3 separate regions of the Mus musculus genome follow, and regions 1 and 3 are each linked to region 2. The links are chromatin loops, found by intact Hi-C in ENCODE. Cell type or tissue: heart. All regions are shown on one strand.

Region 1 (8,000 bases), 57 kb before region 2:
AGACAGGGTTTCTTTGTAAAGTTTTAGCTTCTTGGAACTATCTCTGTAGCCCAGGCTGGCCTTGAACTCACAGAGATCTGCCTGGCTCTGTCTCCCAGGTGTTGGGATTAAAGGCATGTGTCTCCAGGCCGCAGCCATTTGTTTTAAATTTTACTTTGTATTTCAGACAAGATCTTGCTGAGTTCTCCAAGCTGGACTTAAACTTGCTTCAGCCTCCTGACTGGTTTTTAGAATAAGCTTCTGAAAGTGGTTCTTAAAGGGACTCAAGGCTTCTGAGTAGTGTGTAACCCAGGTTCTGGGACTCCCTCTTAGTGGCTCGCAGACCCCAGTCCTATCTCTGTCCTCCAGCCTGTTCCAAGTCATCTCTGGACTATCCAGTCTGGGAGCCCCTCAGGGGACCATCATCACTTATCTCAGCCCTCTGGCCCAAGGATATGACAAAGAAAGGATAGTAAAGCTATGAAACCCTGCAGGGCAATGGGAGCTCCGAAGACCGCCCCACCACCACCACCCCACTCCGGCTACCGCACGGCTCTGGGTGGCCAGCCAGATTGACACCTGAGCCGGCTGCTGTGGTTGTGGCCTTGTGGCCACGTCCTGTTCCTGGTCCTCCTTGAGTACACAGGGGAGGGGGCGGGGCAGGGCGGGGCCAGGCTGCCAGGGTCCTGGTGGGCACTGAGGGACAGCTGAGGGGTGGGCTAGCCTGGGGCAGGTATCTTCTTTTGTGGGCATTTTGGACTCTGTCCCACCCGGGCTCACAGACACAGGGTCAATGATTGACCCAAGGCTGTTCCAGGAAGTTTTCTGTGCTCTGGCTATTACTCGGTCTTCTAGGGGACACCAGCCCCACCTAGAGGAGGCCCAACCCTCAGCCCTCTCTCTTCCCCGTCCAGTCTCAGGATCTGGGGGAAAGATTTCCAGCCCTTTACTTCAGCAGTTCTGGAAACAGGCCTCCCCTGTTTCCCCTCAGACCTCCCCTTCCACACAGCCCTGGCCCCGATTACTTAAAGTGCTCTAGATACACCAACATACACACTTCTTCCCAACTGAAACCTGAAGGCAGGTGTCAGTTGTCTCTCCACCTTAGGCCCCACTCCTCACAGGGGTCCTTGCAGGCAGACCCTAGCATCTCGGGGTCCCACCCCAAATTCTCACAAGAATTCCTTTAGTCCACGGTACCTGCCCCCCCCCCTCTGGGACTCTAGCATGCAGACCCCAGCAGCTCAGGGTCCCAGGCCCTCCATTTCACAGGAATCCTAGCAGGCTGACTGCAGAAGTTTGGGGTTCCAGCCCCCTACTCCTCAAAGGACTTTATTAGTTCAGAGGCCCATCTCCCCAACTCTTCACACAGATCCCAACAGGAGTCTCAGCTCCTGCCTCTTCACAGGGTGTGGGTTGACAGACACCCCCCCCCCCAGCAACCACAGCGCAGGACACTGCTGGACTCTAAGTCCAGAGCATCGGGACCCTAACCTGCCTCCTAACCACACAGGCTTTGTTTGCTAGGGCTCTGCCCTCAGGGACCTACAGCCCAGGCCTGACCTCCCCACTCCGCTGGCCACACAGGGACGCCAGCCCCAACTCCTGCTCATCCAGGTTCCATTTAGTATGCAAGATCTTTCTGGCGGCTCAGACCATCCTTCCAGGACCTGATTCTGTCTCTTTTCCTTGACTCCTGTTTTCCTGTAGCCGCTCCTCAGAGACCCAGGACTCCAGTTCCTCTGTCAGGATCCAACCTCAGCTGCCATGGCTGCAGAGCCCGGCCACCTCTCTCCAGAGCCCGGGCCTCTGCCCCTAGCCTTACCGTGAGCCTCGTTCTCATTCTGCTTTCTCCCCATGGCTCAGTCTCCGGAGTGATTGGAGCCACGGAGACCTAGCCGCTCACCTGCCGCCCGCCCCGCCCTCCCTCCCAGACGTCACAGCCCCGCCCCTGCCTGTGGTCCTCTACAGTTCCTTTTTCAGATCTCAACTCTTGACCAGCCCAGGGGTACCAGGGCTCAGAACTGGGTCCCAGGAGCTGCTTACCGGGTCTGCTACGGACCGCAGCAGGAAGAAACCGGAGCACTTTGATAAGGAAACACTGCATAATTGTTTAGAGTACTTCAACTGTGGCACACCCAAACCTCTAGGTTGTGATTTGCTTTTCCTTAAACCCCTGTGGCCAGTGGGTGCCCCACAGCTGTTCTCTTCCACCCCACAGCCACAGCTTGCTTCCTACCCAACTGTCCCCTCAGCCCCATAGTCCTCATCGTCCTGAAACAATCACCAGACAGTTTATTACCAAACCCAACATTTATTGAGAACACAGAAAATCAGCTGGCAGAGGCCCAACTTCAATCAGCTAACTGAGGCCAGGCTCAGTGGGGAAGGCCAGCCCTGAAGTCACTTGCACTCCCAGTGAGAAACCAGCTCTGGGAGAGGGGCCATCGACCTTCCAGGCCTTACTGGGGTCTCTGATGGAGAAATGTCTGAAGGGCAGTGCCCGGCCTGGATTTTAAGAGTCCTCAGGTGTTGATGGGGGGCAGGGAGCTGAGGTCAGGGAGCAGCTCCGGGTGGGGGTCCAGCCGGGCCAGGCGGCTCTGCTCCAGGGCGATGGCCTCCGCTGAATGCTTGCACTTCTCAGAGCCACACTGGCAGGTGAAATACTTGCTCTTGATGTCCCAGAATCGGTCACCGTAGTCAAAGCTGGCAGAGGAAACACAGGAGCTCTTGGCCCTTGGATCTAGACACTTCAAACCCATCTCATAGAGCCCAGGAGCCCTCTTGAGGGATCCACCTTCTTCCACCCAACCACTCCTGCAGATGGACTCCAGGTCCTTGTTGGCTCTGTTGACTCACACTCCCAGAGAACTGTCATAAATGCAGGCTTCTAGCCTTCCTGCCTTGTGACCAGACTCTCCCGAGGCTCTGCGGGAAGTGGGATGCAGCCTGCCCAGGGCCTAGTATACTCAACCATCCAGCCAACCCACACTAGCCCCCATCCCCCTTCTTGTTTTTTGCTTAAGATAGGGTCTCTCTACATAGGCCTGGCTGTCCTGAACTCTGTAGTTAGCCCAGGCTGGCCTTGAATTTGTAGGTACTTCTGCTTCAAGCTCTTTCAAACACTAGCATGACAGGCATGTGATACCAGGGCAACCTGGACTTCTCTTGTTTTGTTTTGACACAGGGTCTCACTCTGTAGCCCAGACTCTTTGTGATCCTCCTGCCTCAGCCTCCTGAGTGCTGTGATCATGAATGTATGTTCCTACTCCTGCCTTACACAGTTTTAACAAGCCTTCCAAGGGACACCTAAGAACACCAAAGGAAGCCGGGTATGGTAGCACACACCTTTAATCCCAGCACTTGGGAGGCAGAGGCAGGCAGATTTCTGAGTTCGAGGCCAGCCTGGTCTACAGAGTGAGTTCCAGGACAGCCAGGACTACACAGAGAAACCCTGTCCCGAAAAACCGGGAAAAAAAAAAAAAAAAAAAAAAGAACACCAAAGGCTGGTCAGTGCCCTCAGGCTGGCTCCTCACCCCAGCTCCTCCCCAGTCCGGATGTCCCTGGAGCTGAAGAAGGCAATGCGTGGGAACCGTAGATCTTGGTGCAGCATGAAAACCCGGACAGGGATGATGTTGGGGTCACACAGGTGGTTAATGAATCGGCTGATGTTGCCATAGTAACGGGCATCAATGCAGTAAACCTCGCCATCCTGGGGGTGGAGACACAGTGTTCTTAATATCCACTTCTATCCACTTGCCTGGCTAGTGTTCCTGCAGTGACACCCAGTCCCTCCACCCAGGCTTCCAGTCCCAGATGTTACAGGTGGCTGCACAAAGCAGCCTTTGGTAGTTGAGGGCAGAGGTGCTGCATCCCACCTTGTTATCTAAATCGAAGAGGTAAGAATCATCCTCTCTCACATCAGCCTCGGCATCAGAGATCAGCTCTCCTACATACCTGTTGGACGGAAACTTCAGTTCTGCATGAACAGTGAGCAGGGCTCCCGGCCCCACCTTCCCACTCAGTTCTCAGAGCCCAGGGGAGAGATGCAGGACATGGTCCAGCCACTAGGGGTCGCTGTGCAGCTGTAGACAGGCAGGTGGGAGGCTCTGTACAGGTGGAGCCTGCAAGACCTGAGCAGGCATGGTGGGAGATGACGTGTGTGTGTGTGTGTGTGTGTGTGTGTGTGTGTGTGAGCCTGTGTTCTGGGGATTAGCATCCCTGGTGGCTGGCTGGGTGGAAAGTTGCCAGGCTTAGACATTAGGAGGTGTGTGCACCAGGAACTATCAAACAGGTGGTAGGCTCTGCGCAGCTACATCAGTCATGAGGTCGCCCCATGTGGCTGGAAGAGGAATTGCCCAAGAGAAGTGGGTGTCTGAGAAGTTGAGGGAACAGAGAAACTGGGAGGTCCTCGGAGCAGGTGAAGGGGCTTCTCTGCTCTAAAGGCCACAGAGAACCTAGGTGAGTCTGACGGCAGAGGGGAGGAAGTGCACAGGAAAAAGCTATTCTCCACTTTACAGATCTGTCTGCCACAGGCATGCTCCATCTAGGCAGCGTGCAGGTAAAGGGGGGACATGATGTTTGGAAATACACTCGGTGGGCGAGCAGAGACATGTATCCTGACATGGAGCTCTAGGGTCAGCAGAGCCCTCATGCACCACGGCCTCACAGTGAACTTACTCGCAGATGAACGTGCCCTGGGGGATGGTCTGCAAGGCTCGGACCCCCCAGCCCATCTTGGCAGTCCGGTAGAGCTGCAGCCGTACCCTAGAGGTGGAGAGGGAGTCACACTGAGTGTGGGACACCTGGGAGGGCCCCAGGGGAGGGGAGGCGGAGGCGAGGCAGGGTGCCGGGGCGCGCGCCTCACTTGATGCCGCTCTGCACCACGCGGTTCTTGCAGCTTCTCCAGCAGGAGCATGCCTGGTTACACTCAAAGATCAGGGGGGGCTCGATCTTGTTAAACTCCTGGAGCAGCCGCCCGTCCTGGGGTGCGGAGGGAGGGGATAGTGGTTTCTCTGTGGGGCCCATTTCAGCTGCCCTGGACCCAGAGGACTCCACAGGAAACTCCACTCTGACCCCAGCCAAGAGCAGAAGAGCAAGGTGCAGAGTCTGCAGGCTGAGGTCAGAGACCAGGAAGTGTGCGCGCAGGCACTAGAGCGCGCATTTGCATATACTCCAGCAGAGAGGCCCATTGCATTCCTGGCAGGGCTTCCTGCCACACCCTGTGTCTCTTCCCCAACACAGCAGGGTCCTGGCTCCTTGGCAGACCTGCCAGGTGAGGGTCACGTACCTTGTCATACCAGCATCGGATACTGAGCTGACCACATAGGCAATTGGAGCTGGAGCAGTCATCCACACACGTGCAGTGCTGTGGGAGAAAAGTAGGAGTGAGTGGGGTTCATGTTCCAGGACAGTGAGTGGTGGTGGTCCCAGTGTGAGGGGGAGTCTTCATGCCCCCCATCCTGGTGTGGAGGTGCTCCCACAGCATGGTGAGCGGGGCTGTGCCTTACCTGCAGATGGGTGATGTTGCGGTCGATGTTCATGGTCGATGTCTCGCAGTTCTCAGAGATGTACTTGTAGTCCTCCGGGCACGGCTCCCCATCCACACCATTGACACAGGGGATGGGTACATTCTCATAGCCTCGGGCTACGTCCCTACAGAAGGGGCAGATAAGGTCAAAGTGGGGCAGAGTAGTTCTGAGGGGAGGATTCCTTGATCTAAGGGTGCTGGCACTTTTATCTCAGCACATGCAGGGAGACGTTCTTGAAAACAAACAAAGACACCACGGAGAACAATCTCGGCTAAGAAATAGTTATGTCCCAAGTAGTGACTGGGTTATTTCTGTTTCTTGGTGAGAATGCAGACTGAGCCCAACAGCACGGTGCATACTAGGCCAATAAATGCTCGCCCACTGACCGATGTTCCCAGCCCCGACCTTTTCTCATTCCTTGGTGAGATACAGCATCCTATAGCCCCGGCTGGCCCCAGACTGAAAGATAGCAGAGAATGACTTCGACAGTCTATTCTCCTGCCCTGGCTCCCGAGTGCTAGGGTCAGAGGCATATGTCACCACCCCAATGGACTCTGGACTTTTAAATTTTAGCTGGAGACTGAGTCTTGCTACAATGCCCCAGCTGGCCTTAAACGTGAAGTTATGATTTTCCCGCCTCTGCCTCCTCAGATGCTATAAGGACAGACAAACACCAAAGTACTCAGCTTGCACAGAACACATCTGGATTACAAACTTACATATCTTTTTGTTTTGTTGGTTTTTGTGGTTGGTTTTTTTGAGACAGGGTTTCTCTGTATAGCCCTGGCTGTCCTGGAACTCACTTTGTAGACCAGGCTGGCCTCAAACTCAGAAATCCCCCTGCATCTGCCTCCTGAGTGCTGGGATTAAAGGAGTGCACCACCACGCCCGGCAACCCACCTCCTTCTTTGAGACAGCATCTCACTGTACAGCCCTGGAACCCAGAAATCAGCCTGCCTCTGCCTCTGCCTCTGCCTCCAGAGCGAGATTAAAGGTCTACACCACTCTCCGCCTGGCCCGAGCAGCCTCATGTCTGAGTGTGGTGTGCACAGGATACAATGAGATGGAAAGCTCAGAGGGCAGTCCTCGGGAGGCAGCTCTCTCCTTCTGGTGGGTTCATGGCTTAAACTCCACACGCACTTTCAGCAGTTGGGCCGCCTCACACTAGCTTTGTGGTTGTTTTTGTTTTGTTTGTTTTTCCTTTTTTAAGTTTTGAGTCTCATTGAGCCTCCAATATGCAGGCTCAAGAGGTAGTCTTCCTCCTTGGCCTTCAGAATAGAAGGGATCACAAGTAACACCTAGCTCCTCTCTGAAATTCTTATCTATCTGGGTGTCTGCCTCAAACTTGAAATCCTCCAGCCTCCACCACCTCGAAGGCTTGGAAAACATGTCCTTTTTGTTCTCTTGTCCTTTTTTGTTTGTTTTCTGAGACAGGGTTTCTCTGTGCAGCCCTGGCTGTCCTGGAACTCACTTTGTAGACCAGGGGTCCTCAAACTCAGAAATCCACCTGCCCCTGCGTCCCAAGTGCTGGGATTAAAGGTGTGCACCACCAATGCCCGTCTCCTCTTTCTTTTGTTTAAAGATTAAGGTCTCATTATGTGGCCCTTGTTGGCCTGGAACTTATTACATAGATACAAAGCAGGCTGGCCTCAAGTTCAAAACAATCAGCTGTCTGCCTCCTTCATGCTGAGATTACAGGTGTGGGTCACCACACCCTGCCCTCAGCTTTTTTCAACTGTGTGTGAGAGTGTCATGAGGTGTGTTTGTAAGCCAGAGGACAATTTGGAGGAGTTGACTTTCTCCATGTGAGTCCAGGGACTGACCTCTGTTAGGCTTGGCCACAGGCTCCCTTGTCCACTGAGGGTCTCACTGGCTGAGTCCCTTATTTCCACCTCCCCTAGTGGCAAGATGATTCTAGCAATTCTCGGGATGTCCTGTGCCTGGGAAGGGGCCTGGGACTGGCCAACGTGGGCCGTGGCAGTGGGCATGGATGTCTGGACTGCACTCACCGGCAGATGATCTTCTCGGTGCGGACAGCCCGGTTCCCTACCCCAAGCCTAAGCTTTCGATTGAGCTGCAGTGCAAACCACACATCAGAGCGCTCTGGGGTCAGATCCCATGCCGTGTCTCCTTCTTTGTTCCGAAGCTCAGGGTTGGCTCCACGAGACAGGAACAACCTGAAGAGGAACATAAGGCCTAGGTCAGAGATTGGACAGTGGGGTGTGGGTGCCAGGGGTTGGGGAAGCTAGGGCTTACAGAACACAGTCATGGTAGCTCTCCCTGGCGGCTATGTGCAGGGGCGTGTCCCCATGGTAGTTGACAGCATGGAGATCACACTGGGCATTCAGAAGGACCTCAGCGATGGCGGCACTACCCGTGAAGGAGGCCCAGTGCAGGCAGATGTTTTCCTCCTGTGGAGGTGAGAGGCAGAGACTTGGTTGCAGGTGACACAATCCTTGAACTGAGCCCCCACTCTGCATAGGGGTCCCG
Region 2 (8,000 bases):
TCAGGGCCTGGACTCTCACCCTCTCCTTCTCTCCTTCAGATGTGTATGTGTTTGGGGTCGGGCCTCTGGTGGACTCCGTGAACATCAATGCCTTAGCTTCCAAAAAGGACAATGAGCATCATGTGTTTAAAGTCAAGGATATGGAAGACCTGGAGAATGTTTTCTACCAAATGATTGGTAGGAAGACTCAAGGGTGTACAAGGGGAAGCTGCAGACTGAGGTTGCCAACGTCTCCCACCCCAAAGCCATCAAAACCTGGAAGGCTCGCTCTCTGGCCCCGTCATGCCTCCCCCACGTCTATTCTTACTTCCTGATTTCTCACACTCACAGAACTCTAATAGCTTGTTTTACAGATGTAGAAACAGGCTGAGCACAGCAAGTCAGCACCAAGACTGTGGCTAAGATGCTCAGTCCTCAGATCTCCTGGTCAATCTTTTCTTACTACACCATGGGGTTCCTCATCTAACACACAGAACCCTCTCCCTGCTTGCTCCCCTTTCCCCTTCTGGGCCTCTGCTGCCAACAGACACACAGGGACCCAACAAAGTTGACTACAATGACCTGAGCCTTCAGTATTCTTTCCCTGACAGATGAAACCAAATCTCTGAGTCTCTGTGGCATGGTGTGGGAGCATAAAAAAGGCAACGATTATCATAAGCAACCATGGCAAGCCAAGATCTCAGTCACTGTAAGCATTCGTGCAGTGGGTACTTGTGGGAGGGAAAGGAAGGAAGGGCAGAGGGAAGAGGAGGGGAAATGTCTACACTAGCTGTAATCCTGGCTTTCAGGAAGCCGAGGTAGGGTAGAGATTCATGGCCTGCTTGGGCTACAGTGAGTTCAAGGTCAATACAATAACTTATCAAACTGCCTGAAAAAGGGGAAGGATGCTGGGCATGGAGCACATACATGCTGGTGCCCTGGCATTTGGAAGTGAGAGCAGGGTTGCCTTGTGTCTGAGGTCAGTCTGGGCTAGTACAGAGCAGCCTCCAGCAGTACACATACACCAAGGTTAATCTGCATTGGCTTCCTAGCGCCCTCTGAAAGGACATGAGACCTGTATGGGGGCCGTGGTGTCTGAGTACTTCGTGCTGACAGCAGCGCACTGCTTCATGGTGGATGATCAGAAACATTCCATCAAGGTCAGCGTGGGTAAGGATGCAGTCAAGACTCTGACCTCCAGGCCCATCTATCTTCAGGAAACACTGACATGTTATGACCTGTAGCCCACCTGTTCTCAGCACAGCCCCCCCCGACCCCCTTAACACTGACTAGTTAAGGATGGGGAAACAGAACCCCAAAGATGAGATGGGGCCAGAGGCAGGAGGCTGCTTCCATAAACATGGTGCCCATTCTTCTCTTCTCAGGGGGTCAGAGGCGGGACCTGGAGATTGAAGAGGTCCTGTTCCACCCCAAATACAATATTAATGGGAAAAAGGCAGAAGGGATCCCTGAGTTCTATGATTATGATGTGGCCCTAGTCAAGCTCAAGAACAAGCTCAAGTATGGCCAGACTCTCAGGTGAGTGAGGCTGGGGCTCAGAGATGCTATGAAAGGTTGGGCTGGAGGCACAGGGCAGAACAGGTTGTCTGTGGCTCCTTACTGTACCTGTCTCCATAGGCCCATCTGTCTCCCCTGCACGGAGGGAACCACACGAGCCTTGAGGCTTCCTCAGACAGCCACCTGCAAGCAGCACAGTAAGGCATAGTCTGGGATAAGACAAGGATGAGATTTGCAAGACAAAGGGGTCGAAAGAGGGAGTTGAAAGTGTTAAACTGCTTAGTTCAAGGCCTGGCTCCTATGGGCCCAAGGGACATCTGCTGGGTGAGAAGTAAGGGTTCAGCTGGCATGACCCCATTACTTTTCCAGAGGAACAGTTGCTCCCTGTGAAGGATGTCAAAGCTCTGTTTGTATCTGAGCAAGGGAAGAGCCTGACTCGGAAGGAGGTGTACATCAAGAATGGGGACAAGGTGAGAAGAGGATTCTGGAGAGGGTCACATAGGTCTCATTCCTCCCTTAGCTAGCTAGCTTTTTCACCTTTGTTGCCTACAGAAAGCCAGTTGTGAGAGAGATGCTACAAAGGCCCAAGGCTATGAGAAGGTCAAAGATGCCTCTGAGGTGGTCACTCCACGGTTCCTCTGCACAGGAGGGGTGGATCCCTATGCTGACCCCAACACATGCAAAGGTGAGGTGGCTCTCTGGCTATGCTGCAAGTCCACAGGCCCAGCATCTTTCCCCTACAGCTTCTCTCTTCTACAGGAGATTCCGGGGGCCCTCTCATTGTTCACAAGAGAAGCCGCTTCATTCAAGTGAGTGGTCCCCTCTCTAGTCCCTTAGGGAGATGCCCAGGAGTCACAAAAAGAAAGCCTGCTGTACATGGCTGGAAAAGGGGGCTGGAAAAGGGGGCTGGAAAAGGGGGCAGAACAGGGCCCACCTCATCTGACAGCTATGTTCTTAACTGGTCAGTGAATGCCAAGTGTCTGGCTTATGTGCACCACAGAAGACAGGGGGAGCTAGGCTCCCAGTGCACTTCTTTAGGCCAGCTTGGAAGCTTTCTGGGATTATTAGTGTGTCAAGTGACCCATGGCATACCCTTATCTACACAGGTTGGTGTGATTAGCTGGGGAGTAGTAGATGTCTGCAGAGACCAGAGGCGGCAACAGCTGGTACCCTCTTATGCCCGGGACTTCCACATCAACCTCTTCCAGGTGCTGCCCTGGCTAAAGGACAAGCTCAAAGATGAGGATTTGGGTTTTCTATAAAGAGCTTCCTGCAGGGAGAGTGTGAGGACAGATTAAAGCAGTTACAATAACAAGTGTGTTCCACATCTTTTTGGGGTAAGGGCGTGCACTGGTTAACATCAACACTGACAGCCGCTTTTGAAGGCTTAACTCCAATCCCAAGTGCTGAAAGACTAGAGGCTGACGGAGGTGAAAAGCTTCTACCCCAGGATTTTACTGAGACCAGCTTGGGGGCATATGAGGCACAAGGAATCCAGCTTCATGTCCTAGAAGCCATCCACAAGGTTTCCTATAGATCGTCACTGTACACAATCTGGGTCCTCTTGTCTCGATGGCAACCCTTAGGGCTGTTCTGGACAGCTAAGGAGGGAGGAAAGTGACAGTTAAGTGAAGCACCAGTGGCGTTAGACCTGGGGTCCAGAGCCCTGGCCCTGGTCCACCAGGGCTTACTCTGCCCTCTGGTGGCCATAACCTCACTGTGGCTTAGAAAATCCAGAATGTTAACACAGTTAGAGATGTGACTATGATAACATCACAAATACATGGAAATTAAAAGATCAGAATGTTTCTGTACCTTGCTGGTACACTGGTCAATTCTGGTTCCTTCCTAGTGTGTGCAAGGACTTTGCTTACTCCTTCCTCAGAAAAGTTTGTTTTGGGTAGAATGGGCTGTCCACACTGAGAGACCCCATGAGGACCTCTCCGAACTCAAGTGTTCAGCTTTTCTTTCCTCATACTGCTCATCCCTCCCAAGGATTCCCTGTGGGGCTAAGAGACAGGCCTCCTCTTTGGTCTTATACTCTTTTCAGAGCCTCTCAGCCCACAGCCCAGAGCTTCTGGGGTTGTTCTTAGCTTGGACTCTTCTTCATGGCTCCTTTGCTGCAGACTTAACTTGGGCCTAGCAAGCCAGGACTGCTGGAGGTATGCTAGGCACAGACAGTAGAGCCTAGCTTCCTAATGCTCTTGATTCTCTAAACCAGTCTCAGGTCACTTTTCAATCTCCAAAATCCCCACCTCTGATGGTTCCAGATACACAGAACACTAATCTATGTTTCCATGCCTGGTCTTCTACTTGAGGTCCAGACCCACAATACCAAGTTCAGGTAACACTCCAGCTCAGAGGCGACAACTAGGCTTCTGCTTTCCTGTCTGTGACAGAGGACCCTGTTCTGTTTTTCCAAATGGCTTTTCTTTTCTTTCTTTTTTTTTTTTTGGTTTTCTGAGACAGGGTTTCTCTGTGTAGTCTTGGCTGTCCTGGAACTCACTCTGTAGACCAAGCTGGCCTTGAACTCAGAAATCCACCTTCCTCTGCCTCCCAAGTGCTGGGATTAAAGGTGTGTGCCACCACTGCCCTGCCCAAATGGCTTTTCAAGACAAGATTTCTCTGTGTAGCCCTGGCTGTTCTGAACTCTGCTCTGTAGACCAGGCTGGCCTTGAACTCACCTGGCTCCACCTCCCACGTGTTGTGGCTGAAGGTGTGTGCCACCACTGAGAGGGCACATTTCAGTGCTGCTCTCCTTCCCTCACCTGACAGATGCCCTGGCAATTCTTCATCCACTACCTACGTGAAGATCCTGACCTTGGGCACTTTAGGGAACTCAAGGAAGTGCTATGCTGCAGAGAGGGGAAGGGAGGAGCCTCATCCTTACCAAGGGAGCCCCAGACAGATTTGCCAGTAGCAGCGTCCAGCATGGGCTGTTTTCGGGCTATGTTGACTTTAAGCTGCACAGATTCCACCTGGGTCCCATTGAGCTGTGGGACAAGAGGGGAGGGGACAGAGGACGGGCATTACATGGAGCCAGGTGCTGCTGCCCTGGGAGACCAACCAGGAATGTGAGGATGAAGGTTTTCTCAGTCAGGAGAAAAGTTTCCTCTAGAAGCAGATATTGAAAAGAAGAAGCAGGAGGATGACAGGAGGGATGGGAGGAACGGTCTGAGAAGTCCCAACCTCAGCAACAGCCTGATCTGCAGACTCCATCTTCTCGTAGGTGACGAAGGCACAGCTGGGTGAGAGAGAAAGCAGAGTCAGGAAACTCCATGGAGACCAGGCAGCTCCCTCCCCGGGATGTTGCTCATGCTTACTTTCTGGGTGGGTCCATGGAGAGGTCGATGATATTTCCAAAGGGAGAGAAGGCCCCGCGGAGGAGGGTGGGCGTCATGTCCTCTCCATACACATACAGTGTGTTCCCCTTTCGAGGGGCCCTCCGTTCGGGGAATGAGTCTGACCCTGTGGGTTAGGAACCACAGTCATTACTGGGTCCACCTCACCTTCTACTTAGCAGGACCCACCTAAACCCTGGCTAAGATCACTCACTGCGGAAAGGGCCCTCTCGGTCTCGTTCCCGATCTCGGTCCCGGTCTCTGTCTCGATCCCGGTCTCTGTCTTTGTCTTTATCCCGGTCTCTGTCTCGATCTCGATCTCGGTCTCTGTCTCTCTCTTTGTCCCGATCCCTATCTCGGCTCCGGTCATGACTTCGGTCCCTGCTGCGGCTTCGGGGAGGGGAGGCTGAGGAGCGGGCGCTACCATGCTCTTCATAGCTCCAGTCAAAGCCTCGAGGTGGGCCATCACCAGCCCCGGGGGCCTCTGCTTCTTCTCCATCTTGTCCCAGTTCCCGAAGCCGATCACTAGAAGACACAAAGCTGGGGAGAGGCAGACAGTAAGGACCAAAGGGGGTTCGACCTTCTTCCAAACCTTGTGGAGTCAACACTGCCTCTGCAGCTGGCTCCTCCCACTCTAGCCCTGAACTTTCCAGTCACTCTGGCCTCTGACCCCACACCAAACGGTGCTCTCTCTGACCTTTCATACAGAGATTTCCTCTGGGGACGTCTGGATGGCTAAGGGGAAAGAAAAGACAGAGAACAATTCAAATGATTCCCAGGTGCCGGAGTTGGTCCACAGTGTGTGGGTCTCTTCTTGTCCCCAACCCTGGCCCCACAGAAACCATTACCTCCTGTAGGTCCTCATCAGCAGACATGCTCCTCTGGAACGGCTGGAAAGTGGGGACAGGCCCCTTCTCTGGGTCCTGGAAAAGGGCAGATACCCATGTTAGCGTGGATCAGGAGAGCTCTTCCCTCTCTCTTCTCTGCTTCTCTTTTGCTCCTGTCACTCTTATGATGATGTGCTGGACCGGTTGACTGGTTTTTCAAGATAGTGCTTCTCTGTGTGGCCCTGGCTATCCTGAACTTGCGCAGTAGAACCAGGCTGTCCTTTATGTTAGAGCTCTCGGCCTGTCTGCTCCAAGTGCTGGGATTAAAGGTGTGTGCCACTACATCAGCTGATGTGAGTAACTGGTTTCATTACTCAAACCTCCCTTCAATCCAAGAAGCACAAATATGGAAAAGAGATGTGGGCATCACCCAGGCTTTTTTTTTTTGTTTTGTTTTTTTTTGTTTTGTTTTTCGAGACAGGGTTTCTCTGTATAGCCCTGGCTGTCCTAGAACTCACTCTGTAGACCGGGCTGGCCTCAAACTCAGAAATCTGCCTGCCTCTGCCCCACAAGTGCTGGGATTAAAGGCATGTGCCACCACACTGGGCTCAGGTTTCTTTGTGATAGACAGAAACCTAGCGCTCCAGTGGGCTGCAGTGGCAAAAACTACTTCTGAGGCTGAGGCCAGAGCATCACTTGACTCCATGAGTACAGTCAGACCCTGTCTCAAGGAACAAGAAAGAAACACCCTAAACTCAGAACAGCACAGGTTGCTCATATGTGAGCATGCATGACTTCCCCCACCCACCCCCTTCCAGCTGATGCCAGGACGTTCCAGACAATCTTCCTGTGTGCTCACCTTTAACTTCCCTTCCAGGGTCCGAGAACGTTTGAAGCCTGAGTTCTTAGTTTCAGCCTTGATGGCACTGATGGCTCCTGACTTCACCAGTTGTTTGGCCTGTTCTGTTGCTGTGGCAGTGTCCACCACAGGCTGCTCTGACAGTGCTGGGGAGAGAGGGAGGGGGAAGGAGAGAGGCATTCATTATGCTGGCTGTGGAGGGAAGCCCTCTGCTGCTGCCCCCTGGACTCTCTGTCTCTGTCACTTACAGCGTTTGACACCGCCCTGGCTCGCTGGGCCGCTGCTGCTCTGCTTCTTCAGAGCCAGCAATGCCTTTTTCTGGAAAGGAGAGAGGTCTGTCAACCAGGGTCTGGTTCCAGGGCCAGTGTGTGTGGCATCCTGGTCCTGGAGTGGCTCATCCTGCTTCCACATCCTCACGAAGCCCACAGTACTTAACCTAACCAAACTATGGTGTCCAAGGCCTTCCAGTCTCACATTTTGGAAACTGAAAACCAAAAACACCTAAGCCCTACCATATAAGCTGCAAATAAGACCTGAATCCTTGGGGATTTTATCCACCCATCTCCCATCTTCTGCACATTTAATGAGGCCATGCAGAATCAAAACACATAGTTCCCACCCTTAAGGAATTCAGAACCCAGGAAACAATGGCTAGACTGACAGCCAAGAATAATCAAGGGCACTAATCACTCAGGGCTGAGTATAAGCAACACTTTCTGATGCATAAGCAGCTAGTAAACTGAGACCTCACAGAATTACCCAACACAGACAGAAAAGATACTTTAGACAAAGAAATTGGGGTTGCAAAAATGCAGAGGAGGTTTTGGAAGGCAGGTTTTAAGAGAAAATAATTCTCTCTTTTGACAGGTATGGTGAGCTGATATTTCAATTCTATACATGATGTGAAACCTCGGAAGTGTTTTCAATGGATCAGGTGTGCCTTCAAAACAGCAAAGCCAGACCCTGTCAATGAGAAATTACTCAGAGGTTTCACTAGTAAGGAGAGTGCTGAGGACGGTGTTGTGCACCTAGAGTTCCACTTCCTGAGAGAAGCTTAGGGAGGAAGATACCAGGAGCCCAGGAGTTGAAAAAACAAAACAAAACAAAACAAAACAACCCACCCAACCCGGCCACATACTGAGATCCTTGCCAGGGGTAGTGGTAGGGGACAAAGTGGAAGAGGAACTTAGAAACCATCGACAGACTTGACAAATGTTTTGCTGTGTAAATAGTACAGAAGCCAGAGGTGAGGCAGAGCCATTCCAGGCTACCCAAAGCCACATATTTTCAATCCAGCCTGGGCTAAGTGTGAGACCCTGTCTGAGGTGGAGTGGTGTGTCAGAGATGAGAGATTTTAAGGCCTATTAAATGCAGTTGGTTATCTAAAAGCGAAGGGAGGGAGGTAGAGCAGACAGGAGGAGCACATTTACTTGGGCATTTGATGGTTCACAAGGCTCTGGGTGGTACTGAAGCCAC
Region 3 (8,000 bases), 76 kb before region 2:
CGGGCCTTCTCAGTTCCCTGAGTTCGTATCTGTTCATCTCTCCAGGGGGAGCCCCTCCCCCATCCTGTCCCAGAAAGGCACAGCTCCGTTGTCCTGGAAGAGAATGGACAGGGGCCATCCCCAGCATACTGGAAAAAAGTGCTCTTGGTGACGGAGGGACTTCCTGCCCCGAGAGGAAGCTGGGTGTTAAGTCATAACGAAGAGACTTCCCTGTTGATGAGAAGTTGCAAAAGGTCAGAGTTCAGAGGAAGAGCTGTGTTTCAGGCACCCTCTGCAGATGGTCCAGAGAGCTGTGAAGTCAGCGACCAGGACTTGGTGTCCTTTGGGCACGGGGCTCAGAGCGTGCCGTAGACGCTGATTTTGACCATGGAGATGCTCTCGGTGTACCGGTTCAGGCCTTTCTCGTACAGAACGAACAGCTGCGGGGGCTGCTTCTTTCCATCCGTGCTGTTTTCCAGGGCTGTCAGGGACGAGTAGCCGCTGGGTCCCGGCCACACCTGGACCCTCTCCTTCTGCCAGGATGTACCATTGCTGAAACTCCAGCGCAGGGTCAGGTTCACTCCTAGGAGAGCAATAGTCAGAGGGAGGAGGGTCTCTGCTCTGTCCAGGACTTGTTCAGACGGGGCGCCCCCCAACCCCCACTCCACCCTCAGGCACTCACGGAACTCAGGGTGGGCTGGATTGGAGAAGAAGACAATGCCGGAGCTGGTGGCTAGTGCTCCTGCAGCTACCACAGGGTCCACGAGCTCAGGGTCGAAGGTCACATCCCGGGGCCTGAGGGTGTCACAGGCGTCATAGCTGCGGAGGACGATCCTGCAGCGGCAATGGTAGTTATTCTGGTTCCGGGCGTTGATGATGACCGAGCCATCTGGAAGCTCGTAGGGCTGCGTGGGGGAGAGAACAGGAGAAGCTGGGGAGGCTGAGGAAGCCAGAGCTGGGGAAGGCGGTGGTGTGGGCGGGTACAGTCCATGGACTCCTGACCTGGCACTCGTCGGGGTTGAAATCGTGATCGTGTTTGGGCTGGCCAAAGGGAATGCCGCTCACTCCAGTGCCGTAGTGCCAGGAGGCACCGTGGTCATCACTGAGGAGACAGAAGACCCCATCTCGCTCCAGCGTCCCGTGTCCACACACAATGAGCCGGCCCTTCCCAGGCTCCCGCTGTTTCTGTTAAGAAGAGGAAGTGGGTGTCGCAAAGGTGCTGCCATGGAGCTCAGGCAGAGCGCTGGCAGCTCCCAGTGCGACACACTGGAACCCTTTTGTTCTCCCACAGACACTGCCCAAATTAAGAAGCTTTTTCATGGCAGGCCTGTAATCCCAGCTACTCAGGAGGCTGAGCACAGAAGATGGTTTGCCTGGGCTACAGAGTCACTTCAAGGCTAACCTGGGGACATAGTGAGACTCTGTCTCAAAATTAAAAGTATATAAAAAGGCTGAGGTATAGCTCAGCTTGGTGGTAGAGTTCTTGCTGCCTGTGCACAAGGCCCTCATTGAATGACACTCCTCAAAAATCTTAAAAAATAGAAAAGAAAAAAATCTCTCTCTAAATTCGAAATATTTATTTGAATAACAATGGCCTCCAATGCTCTATGTAGCCAAGGCTGACTATTTGGCTCCCAGTCCTCCTCATTCTATTGCCTGATGCTGGAACTGTAGGCATGCTACACAGGGTTACTTGTGAGTAGCCTGAATGCTCTCTGTAGACTAGGCTAGCCTTGAACTCAGAGATCTGCCTGCCCTGGCCTCCTGAGGGCTGCAAATGTCCCCAATTTCAATACTATCTTTTCAGTCCTCCTCCCCATTTTGAGATTATCTCTCTAGGTAGCCTGTCTTTGAACTTACAATGTAGCCCAGGCTAGCCTTTAACTCACAGTGATTTTCTTGCCTTAGTTTTTTTGTTCTCAAATAAATTTTTGGCTAGCATACAAAGAAATGGGCTTCACCATGGCATGTCCAAACATATAAACAGATCATGCTTGGTTCTTACACCCTCTCCACTGCCCTTTCCTGGAAGTCCCTTAGGACATGCATGTGGAATGCACCACTGGACAAGTGCAGGTGTCCACCCAGCCTTGGGAACGTCTCTCTAACCTGAGCTCATGGACCCTGCTGGGCACCGGGCATTGTGATATAGGTACGTGTCTGCCCAATGGCACCCAATTCTTCCCTGCACAGGCTAAGGACAGATCTGTTGACAGTCTCCATGTGAGACGTCAATGGTAGTTCCATCTCCACAATCGAGATGGAAACTTCCAGAACGCCATCCTTCTAAGGTGCCCCCACTCAGGAAAAAAAATCTGATTCATGGGATCTTGCCCTCCTCCTATCCACAGGGTGAAACCTGAATGCCTGAGCCAGGTCCAGGGGCAAACATCTCTGTGCCAATATCCACAGAGAGATTCCGGGGTGGGCTCCAGGAAATGCCGTCGTCCTTACTCCAAACCAACATGGTAGAGGCCACCTGGCAGTTGACCTTGTGAGCACAGAGGGTATAGATAAGGAACACTATCCCTGTGTCTACATCGTTCACCACAGCGCCCAGGTTCAGGCCATCGGAGGCCTCCCCATCGTCTACGATGAAGGCTGTAGAGGACCACGTGCTACCTAGAAGAAGAAGAAAAAAAAAAGAGCAGAGAGAAAATTGTACGGGTTGTTGTTTACTTCCTGCCTCTCCCCGGGGACCTCAATGTGGCACCAGAACCATGTTTCTTCTTTCTCTGACATTATTTCCTGCTAATTCCCCTGAGACATAATTCTCATTTTCAGTACCTTGGTTCTTAGTTACAGAAACTATGGACAAAATTCATCCTCTGGTTTCCCTAACTCATTAGGGACTCAAGCCCCAAAGTTCTATCTCTGGGCTGAAGTCATCCTCTGCCCTGGCCTCGGATGCCAGGAGCAGGAAGATCGCTGTGAGCCCCTGACCCCAACCAGCCCAGCAGCTCAGTGGTCCCCGGGGTCTGCTCGGCTCTGCTCCATTGATGAAGGGAACCCCCAACTCCCTACCCCGATCACCCATACAACCCAGCACCCGCTCTTTCCACCCGGGAGCCTTTGTTACCCTGGTCCGTGGACCTCCTCATGGCGATGAACTTGGCCCCCTCATCGGATGCAGATTTTTTCCTGGCCTCAGCGAAGGCCAGGAGCGTGCCCCGAGGGGTGGCTGTGATGAGCGGGATGCGGAAAGTGTCTACAGAGCCGATCTGCTTCCCGCTCACCCACAGCAGCTGCTCCATGGTCACCAGCGGCTGCACCTGCGCAGAAGGACACCTCAATGCAGACAAGCTTCACGAGGTTTAAGGTACCTAAGACCGATAGGTACTGGCTCCAGCCAGGGTTCCCATGAGAGAGGGTAATGGGGAGCCTGAGTAGGGGTGAAGGGTGTCCTAGAACAAGAGGTGGGAGCCCAGAGGATAGTATGGGCCGAACCTGGAGGCTCCTGAGCAAGGAGAGGCTGCGAGGGGAGAAGGAACCTTCAGGGATGAGGGGCAGGACCCCATAACAGTTGAGCCAGGGGCCCAAGGAAGCAAAGGTGTTGGGAGGGGATGGAGGGGCAGGAGTGTCACGCGGAGGGATGGCCGAGCTGGGCAGTGGCCACCTCTGCAGGTGCAGCAAGGCTCACCAGGCTGAAGTCATCCTCTGCCCTGGCCTCGGATTCCGCCGCGGACACCAGGAGCAGGAAGATCGCTGCGAGCCCCTGACCCCGACGGCCCGCCCAATAGCTCAGCGGTCCCCGGGGTCTGGTCGGGTCTGCCCCCACCATAGCTCCCGGCGATCCCTGTCCAGGAACTGGTCACCGGTGGCAAGCCGTCAGCTGACCTCGGCCCTTTAAAAGCGCGCACGTCACTCCGACCCCTCCCCTTGGGGGCCGCAGCCCGCGCTGCCGCGACTCCAATTAGTCCATCAGCATGTGACCCAGAGGCGGCCCCAGTCTGTGTGAGCCTTTTGACTGGCTCTAACGCCAGAACGTGACGAAAGGGGCGGGGCGTGTTTTAAAGCAACCGGCGGCTATGAAAGGCACTGACCCCTTGTGGAAGAGACAGGTTAGGGATGGCATATGACTCAGTTGGTAGAGTACCTTCCTAGTTTGTATGAGTCCCTAGGGTTGGGAAGCCCCACTCCTAGCTGAGGAGATCTTGGCAGTTGATGGCTGCTAGGGGAGAGAAAGGCACTTTTCTTTAGGAGTGTGCCCATGGTACCCCACGTCCCAGTGGATGACCCCAATGCCCTTAAGCACATGACTAACACTGATTAGAATCACTAGGTTAAAAATAATAAGCAGCTGGGCGTGGTGGCGCACGCCTTTAATCCCAGCACTTGGGAGGCAGAGGTAGAGGCAGGCAAATTTCTGAGTTCGAGGCCAGCCTGGGCTACACAGAGAAACCCTGTCTTGAAAAGCTAAAAAAAAAAAAAAAAAAAAAAAGCGACGAATGAATGAAAAAAGAGCCACCCTCCTTCCTGAGTTCTAAGCCAGCCTGGTCTACAGAGTGAGTTCTAGGATAGCCAGGGCTACACAGAAAAATTCTGTCTCTAAACAGACACAGATAACTTGGAAATTCCAGTGCTCCTGCCTGTACCTCCCAAGTACCGATTACAGGCATGTGTCCCAGCCCTGCTTATGCTATAGACAGAATCCGGGGACCCTTCCATGCTAGGCAAACTCTACCAGCTGAGTTACACCCCAGTCTCCTGGCCTCAGTCACCGAACAAGTTTTTCTTACTGGGTATTGAATCGTGTGATAGCAATTTGGATTTTAATTAAAAAAAAAAAAAAAGGAAGCAAGTTTTCACTGAAAATAAAGCCATAAACTTATCAAGAATATAAAATATTAGTCTTTAATAAAATCTGTTTTCTACAAAATCGTGATTCTCAAGGCATTGACGGCAGGGCTTCTGTACAGGAGGGCTGCATTTCCAGGTCACGATGAGTCTCTCACTTCTTCCTGGTCTTTCCCCCTGTAGGTGCCTCATTCTTCTTGCCCAGAATCTTCAGGAGTGCCTTGGGCATGTAGTAAGGCCGCTCCTGGGAACCATCATTTCTCTCCAGGTCCTCGACTGAGAGGCAAAGTAGATCCGTCAGGGTGGATCCTGATAATGGCACCCCACTGTACCCCAAAATAATCTGGGGTGTATAAACCAAACATCCTGGTTTCCTGTCCGGGCCACTTCAGGCAGTTTGATACAACTTCCCTGGCTGGCTGTAGACCAGGCTGTATAACCTGTTTTTCTCACACAAAGTGGGATAAATAACTGTATATGTCATAGGGTGATAACAAGACAAAAAAAAAAAAAAATCACATGCCAGACCATCATGGTGGCTTTCTCTGTAATCCCGACATTTAGAATGTGGACATGGGAGGACTTAGACTACAAAGGCCCCTGAGGTCTCCACAGCACAACTCTGTCTTGAGAATGGTTGCGCATATCCATGATTCTATTGCTTGGGAGGCAAAGGCCAGGAGATTGGTTTGAGTTAGATCTAGCCTAGTCTATATAGTAGGAGCTAGCCAAGAATACATAGAGAGGCCTGATGTAAATAAATAAAATTGAAGCAACAAGCAAAACCCATAAAACAATAAAATATTCATGTCCACTGCTTAGTGCATGGCTGGGGGACTGCTACCGAGGTAGGGCCATTCCTGCTTCTCAGGCCCAAGGCTCTGGCTTCTATATCATGGTCACCATTGTCACCAGGTCAAAAAACACAAGAATTCCAGCACTTGGGGGCTGAGGTAGGAAGATCATGACTTTGAGTCAGCCTTAGCTATAGACTTAGTTCCGGGTCAGTCTGTACTATAGTCTGTTCCTGTCTCACCCCTATGCATGACCCCCCCCCCCAAAAAAAAAAACCTAAGTAAAAACCACACACTCTGACTACCTCCTAGGAAGTGTTAAACTCAGGCCTCCGTCTGAGAAGTTTCCCCTGTCTGAGAATGCCCAGGGTGTATTCCCTTCTTTCCTTCCTAAACCTCTAGCCTTAGAATGTCTGAAGACATTCCCTCTGGCTCCTTTAGCTCACAAAGCTACAAGCAACCAGTCTCTAAAAGAAGCCTGGAGGCCTAAGAGCTTGAGGGTGGGTGGAGGGTTGGGGGAGGGGGGCACTCACGGAAGCAGAGGAAGAGCGTATCTACACACATTCCAAAGACGCTGAAGAAGCCACTGGCAATGACGTAGGCTCCCATGATGGAGGTCTGCAAGAGACAAGACTGATTGGGAGCCCTAGGCTCCTCTGGGGATGTGGGTGGGGCAGAGAGAGGTGTCACTCACCATGATGGGCAGCCAATAATAGTTGAGGTTGGGGTTCTCAAAGTCTTTCCCCAGCCCCTTGATACGACCGGAGAAAAAGAAGAAGGACAGAACGCCTGTGGGAAAGAGTCCTGCGGTCAGTGCTGTTCTTCTGAGGACCCCCCCTTCGTGCACCCCAGGGGGCACCTGACCCCGTAAACCCTGGTCTTGACCCTTACCGACACCTCCAACCACCAGCAGCTTCCCAAAGAACAGCAGCAGATCAGTGACTTTATCCAGGACGACGACCCTACATAGAAGTCAGGACAGACTGGGGTGAGGGTGCTGGCAGGTGATGGCATGGTACTGGACCAAGCACAGGACATTTCTGAGACCAGCTTTGGGATGGGAGAAGTGGGTGGGAGACCCCACTGGGGCATGGCGGTCTGACCTGAGAACATTCCTCATGAGCAGCATGAAGGCATTTTTGGCCGAGACACAAAAATTCTTTCCATAGATGGCGATCTGTGAGGAGCAGGGAAGGTCTGAGCCACACCTCTGGTGAGCTTGCCCGAGTGATGGTGGAGCCCGGGCTGAGGGACACAGAGCCAGGGACGGATGGAGGTTTTGCTCACCATGATGTAGGCATTGCGGTTGAGGAACTTAATAAACTTCTCCAGACACCAGAGGCAACACTTGAAGCAGCAGATGATGCAGCGGGCCACAGGGTTCTGGGATCCTGGGGACAAAGGAAGCTCACGCTTAGCCGCCAGCTTCTGCCTGTCTGCCTGCCCTTCCAAGGCTCTGGCTGCTCAGCCCACCACCTGCTCACCTCTTAGCTTGTGGTCGATATACTCCAGGATAACCCGGGCTATCTGCACAAGGGACAGGATGAGGGCTCCAAACGCCAGTGAGCCAGTGTGGTAACTGCAGAGGCAGTTAGTTAGGTGAGATGAGGCACCCCAGGACCCCTGGTATCTCTAGGACTAACACTTCCCTAGGCGGCTGCCCCTGGCTTACCGGAGTGTGCGGATGAAGGCTGAGCTCAAAGGGAAGGTAGGGATGTCTCGAGGCTTGTGAAAGGCCCAGTAGAAAGAGGCGAAGGCCCCGGCAAGGACACACTGGCCCAGGGCCAGTACCCAGTTAACAGTCCAGAAGAGCCCCAGGACTCCGTAGATTTGCAGGTTGAAGAGAGAACGCTGAGCTAGGCCCGTGGTCGAGTAGCCCTTGAAGACGCACTTGAGGTTTGGGCACGAGGAATTCAACGGGGCCTGGGGGTGACAGGACATAGCAGGTTCATGCCCGGAGTTGCAGGCAAATCCTTGACCTTCTCTGTTCCTAGTGGCCTCCAGACTCAGACCACCTCAGTGCTGCTGTAGTGTGACTAAGCAGCTTCCTGGTTTCCAGACTGGCACAAGCTATCCAGAAGGCAAGCGAGGTGCGTGCGTGGATGTTTTCCACCCCCTCTCCCTCTTACTTTCCCAGCAGCCTGCTTCTGGAAAAGCCTTGTGTGCACTGAACACACTGTGGGTATTTATTGATATTAAACTGACTTTGTGGGCTCTAACAATGACACAGTTATAGCATGCATGTGTGTGTGTCTGTGTGCATGTGTCTGTGATGTGTGTGTGCACACGCATGTGATGCATGCATGTGTAAGTGTATGCATGTGTGTATCTGTATGTATGTGCTTGTCTGTATGTGTGTACATGTCTGTGGAATGTGTGTGTGTGTGTGCAGTGCATGTATGTGTGTGTGTGTATGTGTGTGTGGTACAT

Evidence for each region. Peaks named below come from ENCODE experiments on the same cell type or tissue, not always from the same donor. Only the 100,000 strongest peaks of a DNase experiment are listed, where the experiment ranks them.
Region 1: it touches region 2 in a loop (8-fold over the local background); 20 of 42 quality-filtered maps call a loop at or near these places.
Region 3: it touches region 2 in a loop (3-fold over the local background); 13 of 42 quality-filtered maps call a loop at or near these places.

What each region holds. Positions count from the first base shown.
Region 1 is chr17:34,908,325-34,916,324 of GRCm38, reverse strand. It overlaps Ehmt2 (euchromatic histone lysine N-methyltransferase 2), which reads right to left. Exons shown (of 27, transcript NM_145830.3): 19 at 7,767-7,921; 20 at 7,520-7,687; 21 at 5,490-5,634; 22 at 5,270-5,347; 23 at 4,847-4,962; 24 at 4,660-4,746; 25 at 3,858-3,936; 26 at 3,516-3,691; 27 at 2,252-2,685. The coding sequence ends at 2,505. Slc44a4 (solute carrier family 44, member 4) reads right to left here and starts at 1,859. Exons shown (of 21, transcript NM_023557.3): 1 at 1,805-1,859. The coding sequence starts at 1,838. In heart, CTCF peaks have their summits at 854 and 4,054 (motif pointing right); a DNase peak (open chromatin) is centred at 4,054; H3K4me3 peaks cover 426 bases; H3K27ac peaks cover 538 bases.
Region 2 is chr17:34,851,186-34,859,185 of GRCm38, reverse strand. It overlaps Nelfe (negative elongation factor complex member E, Rdbp), which reads right to left. Exons shown (of 11, transcript NM_001045863.1): 3 at 6,773-6,842; 4 at 6,525-6,670; 5 at 5,687-5,761; 6 at 5,536-5,573; 7 at 5,053-5,378; 8 at 4,821-4,965; 9 at 4,687-4,741; 10 at 4,388-4,490; 11 at 2,814-3,098. The coding sequence ends at 3,028. Cfb (complement factor B) reads left to right here. Exons shown (of 18, transcript NM_008198.2): 10 at 40-177; 11 at 591-688; 12 at 1,032-1,149; 13 at 1,365-1,518; 14 at 1,618-1,694; 15 at 1,867-1,967; 16 at 2,050-2,182; 17 at 2,257-2,306; 18 at 2,604-2,812. The coding sequence ends at 2,759. It overlaps Mir6972 (microRNA 6972), which reads left to right and starts at 1,554; the gene lies at 1,554-1,617. In heart, a CTCF peak has its summit at 3,206 (motif pointing left); no DNase peak of the experiment used is centred here; H3K4me3 peaks cover 566 bases; H3K27ac peaks cover 226 bases.
Region 3 is chr17:34,927,167-34,935,166 of GRCm38, reverse strand. Slc44a4 (solute carrier family 44, member 4) reads right to left here. Exons shown (of 21, transcript NM_023557.3): 14 at 7,243-7,493; 15 at 7,055-7,149; 16 at 6,858-6,961; 17 at 6,674-6,747; 18 at 6,462-6,532; 19 at 6,265-6,359; 20 at 6,104-6,188; 21 at 4,731-5,052. The coding sequence ends at 4,931. It overlaps Neu1 (neuraminidase 1), which reads right to left and starts at 3,914. Exons shown (of 6, transcript NM_010893.3): 1 at 3,620-3,914; 2 at 3,059-3,251; 3 at 2,339-2,601; 4 at 982-1,164; 5 at 662-884; 6 at 1-562. The coding sequence starts at 3,760. The coding sequence ends at 336. In heart, a CTCF peak has its summit at 4,030 (motif pointing left); DNase peaks (open chromatin) are centred at 186, 831, 1,098 and 3,836; H3K4me3 peaks cover 1,925 bases; H3K27ac peaks cover 2,828 bases.